2 separate regions of the Mus musculus genome follow, and region 1 is linked to region 2. Evidence: chromatin contacts called from ENCODE Hi-C or POLR2A ChIA-PET data. All regions are on one chromosome and are shown on one strand. Each heading gives the region's core, a stretch centred on a gene start or an enhancer-like site at or near the end of the contact. The rest is flanking DNA. Distances are from core to core; before and after follow the strand shown. Region 1 holds the start of Fads1 (fatty acid desaturase 1). Region 2 has its middle 32 kb from the start of Fads2.

The links. A loop is a pair of places that touch in the nucleus more often than their neighbours do. ChIA-PET counts read pairs that join two places held with the same protein, here RNA polymerase II (POLR2A).
Region 1: POLR2A ChIA-PET joins it to region 2 with 14 read pairs in embryonic stem cell. The contact joins the promoter of Fads1 here to the enhancer-like site in region 2. A Hi-C loop is called at or near these places in 3 of 37 maps with a recorded cell type or tissue (adrenal gland, left cerebral cortex and v-Abl transformed pro-B cells). POLR2A ChIA-PET finds 5 or more read pairs at or near these places in 5 of 5 experiments (Patski and embryonic stem cell).

What each region holds. Positions count from the first base shown.
Region 1 is chr19:10,179,559-10,184,912 of GRCm38, forward strand. It overlaps Fads1 (fatty acid desaturase 1), which reads left to right and starts at 3,330. Exons shown (of 12, transcript NM_146094.2): 1 at 3,330-3,706. The coding sequence starts at 3,494. It also overlaps the pseudogene Gm50359.
Region 2 is chr19:10,130,574-10,136,132 of GRCm38, forward strand. No RefSeq gene overlaps it. Among named protein-coding and RNA genes, the nearest start is that of Fads2, 32 kb to the left of the region's middle. Within about 2 kb of position 4,283, at least 1 of the 3 ENCODE cell types and tissues checked has a DNase peak (open chromatin) inside an H3K27ac peak, as active enhancers do.

The DNA.
Region 1 (5,354 bases), core at 2,080-4,579, 48 kb after region 2:
AAGGCCATCCTCATCTACATGGTCAGTTCCAGGCCAGCCAAGGCTGCATAGAGAGGCCTTGTCTCAAATAACAAGACTTGCTTCTGACTCCCTACGTACATGGATGCGCTTATAGATATGAGAAGTTTGGTTTTTTTTCAATTTTCTTAAAATATTGTCAAGTTAAACTATAAAACAGCTCAATTTAATTGGATTTAAGGAAAATAAATGCCTTTCTAAACAAACTATTCTTCCCAGAGCATAAAAACTACCCCCAGATGCTTTCCAAGTTTGTGACTCAGCTTGTAAGTGATAATGTTTATGGGTCAATTAAAACAGCCATATCTTCGGAATTTTCCATATGAAGTATATTGCAGATACACATCTTTTTTTATTTATGCTTACCAGTAAAATGAGCTTATGTTATCTTTTTAAAATATGTACAAGTGTTTTACCTGTATGTATGTGTGTGTACCATGTATGTACCTGGTGGCTGTGGGGATCAGAGAAGCATGTCAGATTCCCTTGGAACTATAGTTAAAGATGTTTGTGAGCCACTGTGTGGGTGCTGGAAACCAAACCCTGGTCCTCTACAAGAGTAACAAGTGCTCTGAACTGCTGAACCGTCTCCCAAGCCTCGGGGTCATGTTATCCTATGTAGGTTTACAGATAAAGTGAACTCATGGTATAAAATATTTCAGCAAAAAAAAAAAAAATCCGGGGGCTGGTGAGATGGCTCAGTGGGTAAGAGCACCCGACTGCTCTTCCAAAGGTCGGAAGTTCAAATCCCAGCAACCACATGGTGGCTCACAACCATCCGTAACAAGATCTGACTCCCTCTTCTGGAGTGTCTGAGGACAGCTACAGTGTACTTACATATAATAAATAAATAAATAAATAAATCTTTAAAAAAAAAAAAAATCCATGATGATGGCTAGCATTTTAACATACCATCTTTGTAAGCCATGACGATGGTGACTCTTCATCAGTATTGACTTGATGGATCACCCTCGCCCAGGGGACACACCTCTGGGGGTGTCCGTGAAGGGTTTCCCAGAGAGGACTGCCAGAAGAGGGAAGGACTGCTCTGAAAGTAAGTGGCACAATTCTATGGGATCCTGAACTCAAGTGGGTAAAGGAGAAAGGCATCGGAATGTGAGCAGTCCTCTTATCTGTCTCCTGGCTTGCCTGAATGTGAGCAAGCTCGGAATGCCACAGCTGGTGCCATGGCTTCTGCCTATGCTATGCCCATGCCTACCCTCGCACTAGGAGCCGTATTAAACCCTCCTTCTTAAGCTGCACCTTGTCAGTATTTTGGCACAGCTGGGAAAAAGCAGCTAATACAGCAATCTAAGCATTAATTGTTCAAAACATGTGATAAAGGGACAGCAAGGCCGCTTAGCAGGTAAAGGTACTTCCTAGAAGCCTGATGACCTGAGTTTAGTCCCCAACACCCACATGATAGAAGGAGAGAATAGACTCCCGCAGGTTTGTCTTCTGATATCTACATATAGGCTGTGGCATGTATGGTTTTTTTCCACTGACACACACAGGTAAATACTCTAAATAAATAAATAAATAAATAAATAAATAAATAAAATTAAAAGATTTTAAGTAGTAAGATATAAGATAAATTTTTCATATAAAATTAATACTTCTTATGCCAGAATGGTTTAGCACCATTATCAAGAACGGGAAACTGAGGCTGAGGAATGTCCGTGCAGACAGTTTAGTTCTCACACTTAGCCAGAGCAAGAGCGAAACTCCAAGGAGAATAGAGATGTTTTGTTCCCAGTAAAGTTCCCTATTGCAGAAAGACCCACAATACACAGAATTGTTAGAGAACAGGCTCTGTGCCACAGTTGGCAAACGGCGCTCTAAAGAAGCTCATGCTTCCAGAAATAGAGATTGCTAGATTCACCAGTCTACACACTGCTGGTGTAACCACTGCTGAGGCTGTCACACAAACTTCACGATTGATTGCGTCCTACTGTCTCCTGACAATTAAGGCCACTAAACCTGTATAATTCTAATTAATATAGTGAAACACAGTGGTGCTTGCCTATGATTACAGCACTTGGGAGGCCAAAGCAGGGCGATCATTGCAACTTCGAAGCTAATCTGTTCATCACAGTGAGTTCCAGATCAGCCAGGGCTACTGCTTCCAGGGACAAAAATAACAACAAAACACAATACGAAACTAAGATCACTAGAAATAGAAAATGCTAAAGCTAATTGCAAATGTTAAACTACATACAAAGAAGGCAAGGCTGGCCTTTCTTCGTTTTATTTTTGTTTTAAAATCGTTTTTAAAATTGCATTTATTTATTTATTTACGTGTGTGTGTGTGTGTGTGTGCTGCCATGAATTGCAGGCAATGTAGGCTAGAAGAAAAACTTGTGGAAGTCAGTACTCTCCTTCCATCTTGTGGGTCCCAGGGATCCATTTCAGGTCACTGGGTTTTGCATCAGGCAACTGTTCCTCCTGAACCATAGAGCTATCATTAGTATTGTTATCATCATCATCATCACCACCACCATCATCATCATCATCACATTTTAGTTAGTGCATGTGTGTGTGTGCATGCGTGCATGTGTTAATTGTGTGTGTGTGTTCCTAAGTACTATATTCTTGTAAGTCAAAAGTGACGGCCAATCATAGCAGACAAGACTTCTGTTAGCGTTGGGCTATCACGTGAGCAAAAGCCTGGAACTGTAGCCAATCAGTCTCTTTCTTTATGTTAGTCCTCTTTCTTTCCACACATGCTAACTGCCCACCTTGCTAGGAAGGGGGATCTCTGAACGGCTACTGGGTCAGGATGCTGTTTTGTTTGCTAAAGCCACTGTGTTTAATTTGTCACGTGTTTCCTAGGGGCAGGAAATTGACAGAACGTTTGCCTTAGCACAATCTGCTGTATGAAACAGAACGTGGAAAGCAGTGCCTGTAAACCCAGAACTCAGGAGAGTCAGAGGTTCAAGGTCATTCTCAGCTACACAGTGAGTCTGGGGCCGGCCTGAGCAACATGAGAACTGTTTTCTTTTCTATATGTTCACACCAAGCTTCTATGCGCCCTTGGGACCTCCGCCTTAGCTACATCAAGCTGTGACGCACTCAAAGGAACCGTTATCCTATCAATCCCTACCATGCTCAATAAAAAAATAAATAAATAAATTCCGAAGTGGAATAGCCTGGAGACCACTTTCAGGCCCCGCGAGGGGGCGCGTCTCTGCCGCTGGAAGTAGCCTGAGTCTCTCCGGGGAGTGGGGAGTCTGTCTTTGCTACCCGAGAGAGGCGGAGCTCGCGCCCCACGCCACTCGGCTCAGCCAATGGGAGCTCGCGCCGCGGGGCTCGGCGGTCCGCGCCAAGGGTGCTGAAAACCCTGCGCGCGAACGGCGGTCTCCGGGCGCGCGCTCGAGGCAGCCCGACGCTCCCCTAGTTCGCGAGCCTGGCGTGCGCTGCCCCGCGGCCCGGAGCGCGCACCTCTCAGACTCCAGCTTCCCCCGCCAAGCTTGCTATGGCTCCCGACCCGGTGCCGACCCCTGGCCCGGCCTCCGCCCAGCTCCGCCAAACGCGCTACTTTACTTGGGAGGAGGTGGCGCAGCGCTCCGGGCGGGAGAAGGAGCGATGGCTCGTGATCGACCGGAAGGTGTACAACATCAGCGACTTCAGCCGCCGCCACCCGGGGGGCTCCCGGGTCATCAGCCACTACGCGGGTCAGGATGCCACGGTGAGAGCGGACAATAGGCGCATCTGCACCTCGGGGAGGGACATTGGCGGGGAGAGAGGCCTTTGAACCCGGGATGCAAGCGCCTGAGAGACCGGAGCGGTAGACGGTGGCCGGAGACACGCACACTCAAACAAAGGGCTGGTTGCACATCCGTGCTTTGCCTCTGGAGTCTCAAGCATGGGTTGGATAGGAGGGAATGAGCTTTCCAGGCACCCGTTCAACGGTACTTGCAACCTCCGGTGGTGGGAGGAGGAGTCTGAGCAGAGAGTGGGAGTCGCGTCCTGTCTGCCAGGCTAGGAGGGTGAACACAGCCTTGTCTGACCTAGAGAACTGGCCCTAAGTTGGGATTCGGAGCGGAAAGGAAGTGGGAAAGGACTGCTTGCGCTAGGGATGACACTGAGGACCCGGTGCTTGGGCATCACCTGTACATTGTGAAGCCCGGAGGGTAGGGTAATGAACCTGAGCCGGTCCAAGACAGCTTGCAGTTGGAGTCGTAAAACTGTACTCGGATTCTTAGTGCGAGGTCACTTGGGCCAGGGAGGTCGACTATTGAGGGAATAGGGCTCCCGCGCGATTAGACACTTCGCGGGGTCGCGTCCCTTTTCCGTTGTAGCTTACTGAAGGAAGAGTCAGTACGAACCCCAGCTTCTGTCTAGTGGCCCTGTTTTCTCTTTTTAGACCATATCCTCCCTCAGAGGCGAGGGCCGGACTAGGAATGACTTAGGACAGAGCATTCTTTGACAGGATTGTCATCTGTTGGGTCTCTACATTTGGGTCCATCTCCCTTTTAACTACCTAATGCCATCCCTCCGACCTCTTACTCCTTGTCTGCCAGTCTAACGTGCTCCCGGGGTCCTCAGGGTTCCTATTAAGTTGCCCATGAAGTTAGAGGTGGAGGGCCTTAGCGACCAGGCTAGAAGGAGCCGGTTTCTAGAAGTAACCACCCAGAATCCAAACAGCAGTGCATTCCTATACCGGTTCATGAAAGGATGGAGCAGACCCGCTCCGTCTAGGCTTCCCATTCTGTGTGGCTTGGGGGCCTAGGATTTCATGGCAAGGACAGCGATTGGTCTGGATGTGTGGTGCCACTGACCACGGACTCCACCTCCGCTTACAGCTTTTTTTCCCTAAGGCCCTCCCACCCACCTTGTATAACCCATATTAACTATTCCGGAGCGGGAATGGTCAGAATGTTGAGGGAAATAGGGAACCCTGCCCAAAGGAGGAAGAAATGTGAAGAGTTCCCCAGCGCTGGCATAGGTAGGGAGTCTTCCTCACAACAGAAGCTGGCTAAGAAAGAAAGGGACATGTTGAAAGTACTGTAGGAACAAAAACCTCATAGCCCCACCTATTCCCGCAAGCTGCTTCTCTCCTGTGCTAAATTCCTACACCAAGTGTCTGTAGACATGAAGGCTAGCTTCGTCAGGTCCGTGTTTGTGGCATTCAGCGGAGTCTTTCCAGTCTTTGGTGTAGTGCCCTTTCAGTGGAAACCCAAATGCCAGGTGATCTGGGACTGACATCTGGAAGAACAGTAGGGAGGAGGGAGGAGGCCTTGCATCAGCATTGATGCAAACCTTGTTGACCTGGAGGATGGTCTTTGATGTGAGGCCCTTGGGAGCCTGGGAGACAGGGGTCCTCACTGTCTTCT
Region 2 (5,559 bases), core at 3,033-5,532:
TTAGCAAGTACCTTACCCACGGAAGCTTTTCCCCACCCTATTCAGACTGTTCTTTATCTCCTTTGCTTACTGTTTTTTAGGTCTTGGGTTTTTTCTTAAGTCCTTTTTTTTTTTTAAAGCTGCACAATGAAACACTCACAGATGACGTAAGTGATGGTATCTGGGAATTGCTTTAAGATACAACAGAGACTCCTCCTTGGGCGGAGTTTGGGTGACGTGGAACTGCCATGAGTTCAAAATCATGGAATCTGGGTCATGACCTCAGGAGACTCAGCCAACTGCGTTCTCTACTCCATTTAGAGATTGTTATAATAAGGGAAATGAAACCTTTCTTATCCAACACTAATCTCCTATATGTCATTTCCCTCCAGCAAGGACATCACGTTTTCTGGCCATACCTAGTCTCATCTGTAAGCCAAGCACTGTAGTCACAGAAGGATGCCTGAGGAAGGAAAGCTGCCGAGAAACACTAAGGGGCCACAGAGACACCTGCCAGGTAACTCCTATCTCTTCCTCTTCCTGCATAGTTAAAGGTAAAATCAACATGAAATTTCAGCTTCTTTCATTTCTCATGACTCTGCAGAGTGTTATGGTTTAGATGTGGTGTGTTGTCCAAAGATCTGGGTGCTAGATGCTTAATTCTCACATGTGGTAGTTTGATTGAGAATGCCCCCCTGCATGCATATATATATATATATATATATATATATATATATATATATATATATGAATGCATGGTCTGAAATTGGTAGAACTGTTTGAGAAGGATTAGGAGGTGTGGCCTTGTTGGAGGAGATGTGTCACTGGGGTAGGCTTTGAGTTGTCAAAAGCCAATACCATTCCCAGTTAGGTCTCTCTGCCTTCTACTTGTAGATAAGAGATGTAAGCTCTCAGCCACAGATCCTGAGCCATGCCTGCCTGCCTGCTGCCATGTCTACTCACCCTCTGTAAGCCCCAAATAAACTCTTTCTTCTATACATTGTCTTGGTCATAATTATTGCTGGAGCAATTGAAAAGTAACTAAGACATCAGATAGATTCAAGAAATGGCCTCGCCCGGCGTGGTGGCACACGCCTTTAATCCCAGCACTTGGGAGGCAGAGGCAGGCGAGTTTCTGAGTTCAAGGCCAGCCTGGTCTACAGAGCGAGTCCCAGGACAGCCAGGACTACACAGAGAAACCCTGTCTCGTAAAACCAAAAAAAAAAAAAAAAAAAAAGAAAGAAAAGAAAAGAAAAAAGAAAAAAGAAATGGCCTCAGTAGGGTGATCCTGGATGTTAGGGTGCTGCTTTAAGAAGAAAATATATTTCTAAAGGAAGTTTAGAATAGAGCATAGAGCTGAGTGTGACTCTAGTTTCCTTTTTTGAGACATAATTTCTTGTTTCTACAACAAGTTCTTACCATTGCTACCAACCATAAGGAGACACAGTCACGTGGAAAGTCCTCACCACAGCCTGTGAAGTCCTATTTAGACTTTCAGTATCTAAAGCTGTGTGCCAAATAAACCTTCTTTCTTTATAAATTAGCCTGCCCTTCAGGTATTTTGTTACAGAAACAGAAAGTAGCAAACACACACATACATGGTAGCTAAAAAAATCAAGGGTGGGAGTCAAGGTGTGAGGTTCACAGAGAGGTAGCCATTTCTGGGACTGGCTAAGGACAGTTTTAGAACTTCTGAAAATTTCCTGAAAAGATTAGAAATGGTTCAGTACTGGGACCTCACCCCGATGGCTGATTGCCCCAGGTTTATGCTGGTCTGTCTATAGAGGGTATCCAGGCAAATCCAGGAAGAACATTGAGAGCCTGCCTACTCACCCTAGAAGGCGCTTGTGTTTGCAAAGGGAAAGAGGGTCAAGTAATGTTGTTTCTTTAGTCTGTAAGAAACTGTGGATTCTAATTAGGCTTTCAAAGAAGAGAAATGAGAGTTAAGGGAAAGGAGGGGAAATTGGGATGAGGTATAGTGGCACACACATGTCACCCAGGGCCACGTGCTGCAGCCCTTGGTGACTCCTGACAGTGGGCACATTAACACAACATTCCTTACGTTTAGTTCTTGAGTTCTGTCCATACTCCCCACCCCCAACGTTCTGTTGAATGAGATTCTCATTTCACTAACTCTGTCTGTAACGCTATCAGGAGGATTGAGAGTTTGAGGTCTAAACCTCACACTGAGACCCTGCCTCAAAAATAAAAAAGATAGAGAATCAAGGAGATCAATCTGGCTTGGAAAATGTCATAAACAGAGCTGGCAAGGTGGCTCTGTGGCTCAAGGAATTTGCCATACAAGCCTGGTGATCTGAATTTGATCTCTACAACCCACTTGAACGTGGAAAGGAGGCCGGGCGTGGTGGAGCACGCCTTTAATCCAAGCACTTGGGAGGCAGAGGCAGGCAGATTTCTGAGTTCGAGGCCAGCCTGGTCTACAGAGTGAGTTCCAGGACAGCCAGAGCTATACAGAGAAACCATATCTCGAAAAAACAAAACAAAAGAAAGTGGAAAGGAAGAACCAACTCCACAAAGTCGTCCTCTGGCTTCCACAGGTACATTGTGGCATGTGCCCCACCATTAAGACACAATAATAAATTTACAGAAAGGAAAATATCATAAAGGAAACCCAGTGACAAACAACCAGAAGATAAAAAGTGTTATGTTCACATTTAGTACAGAGCACCTATGAAACAGTGAAAGGAGACTCTCATCTCAACAGAAAGCAGAAGGGATATGGCCAGGTGACTCAAGAACTAGGCACAGTGAACCATGTGCAAACATACCCTCTCTCACAGGCTGCAAGCAAAGCGCAGCAGAATGGCGGTCATGGCCAAGTGTATCCTTCCACAGTTTCAGATCTTGGTCAAGCACAGCCTGAAAATATGAGATGGAAATTCTAGAAAAAACAAACAAACAAGTTACATGTTTTAAGTATTGAGTGGCCCAGGGGCATTTCACATCTGGCCCATTCAGTCTGCCCACAATGTGAGTAACCCCTCTGTCCACCCTGTCTATTCTGTATCCACAAAATACCTTCTGGTCACATGGTAGCCACGAGATTATGACATCAACTGTTCAAGTGACCCTAACAAAGTGACCTGATGCTCTGTCACTGTCACTCACCTGTGAAGATTTCATCACTTGAGTGACTCTCACCACAGAGTCCTGTCATAATCAGAGACTGGACACTATATATATTATATATATATATTATATATATATATCTATTATATATATATATATGCTCACTTTTATTTCTGTGGACATAATTAACATTAGCATGCTGTTACAATTGCTCTGTTTTAATTTTTATTTATTTATTTTTAATGTGTGTGTGTGTGTGTGTGTGTGTGTGTGTGTGTGTGCCTGTTCGTCTGAATATGCACCCAATGTGTGTGATGCCCACAGAGGCCAGAAGAGAGGTTTGGATCTCCTGGAGCTGGAGTTGCAGGTTGTTGTGAGCCGCTCAAAGTGAATGCTGGGAATCAAACCAAGGTCCTCTGAGAGAGCATCAAGCACTTTTAACCCACTGCGCCATCTCTCTAGCCCCCTATTCTACTATTGTCAGCTATTGTTCAGCTCCCTTTAGATAACTCTAGCTTGTGTTGACATAAAACTGTCCAGCACAGAATATAAAGAGAAATTCTTAGACCTCTGCCGCAAAACCACGCACAGAGTTGATGTTAGAGTTAAATATCCAGAAGGTTTCCCTCTGTATCCTCAGCTCACTACATTTGCATTCACCTCTGTCAGGTCATTAAGATCATGGTATTGGTGGGTCAGATAGAGTCCAGCAGTAAAGTGCACGGGGCTTTGGGTTCCATATCTCCCACCACACGTTGGGGGGGGGGGATGATGGAGAAGGGGAGGGGGAGGGAGGGAGAGAGGAAGAGAGACTAAGTATGGGTGGATGGATGGACTGCAGTGGCCCTTTATTGCAAACTCCAGTAGATTCTGTTCAGAGCCTATACGAAGCAAAGAAAATATATTCCTTTCACTTGTTTATTCGTGTGTGTGTGTGTGCATCCTGGCACATGCACATGTGGAGGCTGGAGGGAAAACCTGCAGGAGCTGGTTCTATCTTTCTGCTATATGGACCTCAGGAGTCAAACTCAGGTCATCAGGGTTGCTGGGAAGTGCCCACCTCACAGGCTCTCTAAGAAGCTTTTGACACTCATTAACATCCCCCTTGTCCTTTTACCCCGCTGCCATGAACTGTTGTCTCCAGTTTGCTCTTCCCTTCCCATCTTCCCTTCTCCTGGCTGGCTCCTTCCTGTCACTGTGGACTCCGCCTGGGGCTTGTCCTAAGATTTCCTTCTCACTCTCCAATTTCCTTATTTGGCCCTCTGCCCTGCAGTTTCTGGCCAGAGTGCTCTCTCCAGCTGTTGTTGCCTGGACAGCTCTGCTGGAACCATATGACCTTAGAATACTAAAACCTTAACCATAATGTCCTCTCTGCCTGCCCCAGCACCCCCTTCCTGCTGGCCAGGACCACTACCTAAAGCAGAAGCCACCATTGCTTTCTCTTTGCATCTGTCACTCTGCATCCAAGGAATGCTTTATAGCAAACCCATGCACGTCCCTTTGTGTCAGTCATAAAACCCCAGATTTTTCACTCATCTTAGAATGAAGCCCAAATCCTTGACCATGAGCCTCGTTTGGCTCCTTTTTTGTGGCTCCCTCTCTTCTTACTGAACAAGCCATCCAAAAACAGTTAGCAGATGCTTTCGTAGTTTGCATAAGGTCCTGGGTTCAGTCTCCAATACTATATAAACAGAGTACGGTGGGTGGCTTATGCCTATGACTTTAATACTTGAAGATGGAGATAGGAGGATCGGGGTTCATGAGACTCTGTCTCAAAACTAAGAGGGTTCAGGAAATGGTTCAGTGGGTAAAGTGCAGACTACACAAAATGGAGGAGCAGAAGTTGGATCCCTGACACTCATATACAGGACAAATGGGCACAGTGATCTGCCTGCAATGCCAGTGCTTACAAGGCAGAGCCAGCCGCCTCACTAGCCTACCTAGCTCTAGTTCAAATAAGAGACCCTGATTCAATACATAAAAGAGGATAGCAATCAAGGCAGATTCCTGATACCAGCCTTAGACATTCACAGGTATGTCCACACACATAGAGCAAGTACACATACACACCCAAATACATGCAAACATGCATATACATATGCATGTACACCAGGAACACAAATGCAGCCAAAAAAAAAAAATCTAAAGAAAGGAGTAGTTAGAAGTACTTGTAGGGGACCCAAGTTCAATTCCCTGTACCCACATGGCAGCTGAAAACCACCTGTAACTCTAGTTCCAGGGGATCTGATGCCCTCTCCTAGTGTTCTCGAGCAACGCATGTACATAGCGTACAGTCATACATGCAAGTTAAACACTCATACACATAAAGTAAAAATGAATCTTTTTTTTCAATTTTTTATTAGATATTTTCTTCATTTACATTTCAAATGCTATCCCGAAAGTCCCCTATACCCTCCCTCCCCACCCCACCCCCCGCCCTGCTCCCCTACCCACCCACTCCCACTTCTTGGCCCTGGCGTTCCCCTGTAC